Regions from separate parts of the Homo sapiens genome. Here region 1 is linked to region 2. Evidence: read pairs that join two places in POLR2A ChIA-PET (ENCODE). Cell type or tissue: A673. All regions are shown on one strand.

Region 1 (2,500 bases), 96 kb before region 2:
GCAACAATGGAAACAGAAGAAATTATTACATTGCTGCTGAAGAAATATCCTGGGATTATTCAGAATTTGTACAAAGGTTTGGCCAGTTTTCTCCTTTTTTATTCTCATTTTTCCATTACTGCTGAAAAAAGTAGCTACTACAATTCAGGGGGATAATTGTGGGCAAATTATACTAAGAACAGTGTGGTTCCCCTATTGCAAGTTGGCCTGTTCTTTTTCCTTTGTCAATTCCAAGATTGCTTCTTTACCTTAGATGACCCCTGGACAATATAAGAACAATCACTGTGAGAACTCTATAATATTCTGTAATTAAGCATTTTTCTGTGTCCTCTCCTCTTACTACCCATGTTTCTACTGACTCTTATTGCTCCAGGCAGAGCCCAACCTATCCATAGCTATATGCTAATCAATATGATTTAATTGAAGTTAGCCTCAAATCCAAACTCAAATATGATGTAGAAATCTCCTTTTTGCATTTACTTGTTTAGATCAGAATTTCTAAGAGATCCAAATCCCTTTTTTAAAAGAATATTTACAATTCAGTTTTGCTTAGGGGTAGAAAGCCATGTTGAACTGGGCTCTTTGTTCTGGGATGAAGATACAGAAAGAGAAGAGAGAGGAGGAAAGGAGCAAGGCTTAGTCAACTACAAATTCTCAGGGATATAGCATGATGACTGTGCATCAGCTGTCTAGATATGCCCACAGCTTTTACTAAAGCTGTTACACTAATCACTTAAAAAACCAAAGTGTAATTACAGTAGGCAAACACAATGTATGGTGTGACTTATGCATATGAGTTCATTAATCTGATGCCTGACATCTCCACATTAGAACTCTGTTTAAAACACCTTTTCCTATGACTTCCTATTTAAATGTTGCACTCAATACCACATGAGAACAACTAGCTACCTGAGTATTTCTAAGCAAGGCCCCGAGGGAGTGAGATGCAGGGCCTGTCCAGAGTGAATAGGGATGGAACCACCTTCAAAATCTTGTATTCCATTCAAGGCTCACAACCCACTTTTATGGCATTCGGAGTTGCTTTACCCACTCCCTTGTGTTCTGTGAGTTTGCATGTTATGCTCAGAGTCTGGAAAGATGGGATTAGTAGGGGAGGTAGACCAGAAGAAAGGCAGAAGGAGATTCTCTGTTGATGACTCACAGTATATAGCAAATATTATGGGTTTGATGGGTGAGTGTTTGGCTTGTTTCCACAGGCTTGGGAAATGTGAGAGTCAGTGGGAGAATTCGACATGCTTCAGTCCTAGACTGAGCCAATGAACTAGATGGAAATAATGTGCTTTATTTATTTATTTATAATTTGTAATTAAACTTTTTATTTTGGAACAAAAATAAAATAGATTCACATACAGTCAAGAGAAATAATACGGAGAGATCCTTTGGGTATCCTGAGTATTCTTTACCCAGTTTCTCCCAGGGGTAACATTTTGCAAATCTATAATACTATATCACAACCAGCACACTGATGTTGATACTGTCAAGACACAGAATGTTCACCATCACCATAAAAATCCCTCTCATTACCCCTTTATAGTCACATCTGCCTTCCTCCCACCATAGCCCTTCCTTATTCCCTGGCAACCAGTAGTCTGATCTCCATTTCTATAATTTTGTCATTTCAAGAATATTACATAAATGGAATCAGGCAACATGTAACCTTTGGGGACTGGTATTTTTTCACTCAGTATAATTCTCTGGAGATTCATCTGGTTATTGCATGTATTCCATTATATGGGTGTACCCCAGTTTTTTTGTTGTTGTTGTTTTATACACATTTATGGTGTAAACATGATGTTTTAATATATTTATAAATTGTGAATTGGCTAAATCAAGCTAATTAACCTATGCATTACCTCACATACTTTTTTGTGGTTAGAACACTTAAAATGTACTCAGCAATGTTAAAAATTCAGTGTGTTGTTATTAACTACAGTCACCATCTTATACAACAGATCTTCTAAATTTATTTCTTCTAACTGAATTTTATCTTTTGACCATTTTCTCAATGCTCCACCTCTGTATCCCTTTGTTAACCACTGTTCTACCTTCTGCTTCTATGAGCTCAATGTTTTTAGTTTCCACATTATAAGTGAGATCCTGCAGTACTTGTCTTTCTGTGCCTGGCTTATTTTATGTAACATAACGACCTCCTGGTTCAGTCATGTTGTCACAAATGGCATTTCTTCGTTTTCTTTTTTTTAAATGCTAAATAGTATTTCATTGTTTATGTAGATCACATTTAAGAAATCCATTCATTTGTTTATAGACATTTGGGTTGCTTCCCTATCTTGGCTAATGTGGCTAATGCTGCAGTGAACGTGGGACAGCAGATATCTCTTCAACATACTGATTTCATTTTCTTTGGGTATATACCCAAAAGTGGGATTGATGGATCATGTGGTAATTCTATTTTTAATTTTTAAAGGAACCTCCCATACTGTTTTCCATAATGGCTGTACTAATTTACACTCTCACCAAG
Region 2 (2,500 bases):
GCTACTGAAGGCCCTGTCACTTACATCACTCACTACCCCTAATAAAAATGCCACCTGAGAAATTACTTTAAAAATTAATGCGAGGATAACAAGTTTTTCCTGAGGAACACTCGTGATTTCTTCTTCCTCGTGCAAGAGCTAGGTATTGTAGTACTGTATTTTCTTTTTAAAACTGGCTGCTTAAAACCTGAAGCTCTACACCATCATAGGTGTCAAATAAAAAAGCACTATCCTGATTTAAAGGTTCAAGAGAGGAAGTTTTCCCAATGAAGGGTGTTGGCACTTTTGCTGGATCCGTTTACTGCCTGGCTTTTTGCCATAAAGGTATCTTCAGAAACTGAGCAAACTTAGGGTTAGCATATTGACTTCCTCTTCGTCTGTATTTACCATTCACATCAATGTTACTGCAAGCAGCCTCAGATCTGTTTGAGAATAAGTTGAGTATAAATTTAACCACAGGCAAATTTTATAACTATGTCTATTACTGTTAATAAACCAAAATGTACTTTTAGTCTTTCTGTGAAGTGATATTAACAGTACAGAATATAAGTGAATATGAATATGAGAGACTTAAAAGAACTTTTATAACAACAGAGCAAATTAAAGAGCATTTTCCTTGTGTATGTGAGTCAGTTATTCTTTGCTTTAGCACGGCACATGAGCAGAAGATGATTATTCTTATCGCTAATCATCAATACTATTTATATACCTTAAATGGAGGCTTGGTGTTTAGCTTCCTTATTTCTTAATTTTTGCTTTTGATGTTAAATATTTTTGTCTGGATGAAGTACAGCTTCTGCTATTAATCTGCACTGAGAAAAGCTAAAACTATAGGACATCTTAGTAAATGGCACTTAGATTCAATGATATGGGTAGATATTTTCAAGGAGTAATTATTAGCCAATGAGGCACCACTTATAAACAGAGGGTTTTCTTATTGATAATTTAAAAAGTAAATTATGTTTGTTGATTTCTCAAAAGCTAAATTCTGATTCATTTCGTTTCTTTTCCATAATTTATTCCTATTAAATCCTTCTTCAGTTAAGGTCGATCACAAGACTTCTAATCACATACTGAGAAAACAAAAGCATCACTGCAGGAAATCCCTTTAAACTTTTGCCTTATGGCAAATGGACATATGCTCAAAGGTGCTGAACACATGAAATAAGGCTGTAAAAATCTACTAAACAAATGAAAATAATTACATTGCAAATGCTTTTTTCCTTAGAGCACTTGTTTTAAGAAATGTATTTCTGGAATACAAGCTAGAAGTGGTTTTGTCCTGCTGCTGAGGGTTAAAGGCAAACTTAAGGTCTCCAGCCTTTGGTGTGACACATGAGAGCGAATAACAAAAAGAAGGTCTTGAGTTTTTTGATAGTTAGGCATATTTTCATTATAATGGTATCCAGATATGTGATATATCTGATATATAATACACATATAGACACATATATGTCTCTCTATATATTTGTATATAGGTAGATTTTATTATATGTGAAATCTGCATATAACTATAATGAAAGTCTCAACTGTTACCTCAATAACCTTTAACCTGACTACAATATTTAAAAGTTCAATCTCACTACCAGAACACACCCTGACACTTCTGATTCTATTTTGCTTTATGTTTTGCATATTGTTTGTCAACTTCTATCATATGACTTAGTATGTTTATTATTTATTGTCCTCTCTCTCCATTGAAGAGAATTTTTGATTCCTTAAAGAAAATATTTCTCACATGATCAGTTTTTTAATTTACAAAATATCTCAATGTCAATGTACCCATTTCAAATATATGTGTGTTAAACATTACAATTATAAAGTCTTTGTGTTCTATAAATGAATGTGCATTAACAATAGCATGTACAGGTGTAAAATTCAAAAAGTAATCTACTTAAAACATCTCACCTCTTTTCTTTCCCTTCCTTTCAAGTTATCACATTCTACTTTCTGGACTAGAAATTCAGAGATCTGAGCTTATTAGAATAAAGTAAATCAAAGGACTGTGAGAGATTTTCACAAAAATTGCTCAAACTTAACTCACAAAACTTTTTAATGGCTTCATATTATTGTTTTCAAGACATTTGTACTTTTTTTTTGCAACTGGGTTCTAGGTGGTTGAAGTAATTGACTCCTAAGGAATATATTAGTTTGCTGATATATTCCAAATATATAAAAACAGTGTTTTGCACATATGTTCTGAATAACTATTTTTAAGTGATTTAAAATTTCATGAATCTATGTAGAATCTAAACATTTTTTATAAAGTGTGTTACTTTGAACAGTTTTATAGGAGATGTGCATGGTCACATGTTCTCAATTCCTGGCACTCAACTTATTTAAATTTTCTTCTTGGTTACCTACATTAAATAAATATTGCTTTTCTAAGTGAAATCATTTATTCAAAATGTAGAGAGTTGCCCAACTTTATACTGTTCTCTTCCTCATATTGTTTACTTATTTATTTCTATACATAGTATAGTAAATGATGACAGATAAT

The links. ChIA-PET counts read pairs that join two places held together with the same protein. Peaks named below come from ENCODE experiments on the same cell type or tissue, not always from the same donor. Only the 100,000 strongest peaks of a DNase experiment are listed, where the experiment ranks them.
Region 1: POLR2A ChIA-PET joins it to region 2 with 5 read pairs; 2 of 35 experiments call an interaction of 5 or more read pairs at or near these places.

What each region holds. Positions count from the first base shown.
Region 1 is chr1:169,537,870-169,540,369 of GRCh38, reverse strand. F5 (coagulation factor V) reads left to right here. Exons shown (of 25, transcript NM_000130.5): 13 at 1-76. Among named protein-coding and RNA genes, the nearest start is that of F5, 47 kb to the left of the region's middle. RefSeq lists a silencer at 1,083-1,283. In A673, no CTCF peak of the experiment used is centred here; a DNase peak (open chromatin) is centred at 1,169.
Region 2 is chr1:169,441,950-169,444,449 of GRCh38, reverse strand. It overlaps a transcript of CCDC181 not described here. Among named protein-coding and RNA genes, the nearest start is that of CCDC181, 16 kb to the right of the region's middle. In A673, no CTCF peak of the experiment used is centred here; no DNase peak of the experiment used is centred here; H3K27me3 peaks cover 940 bases.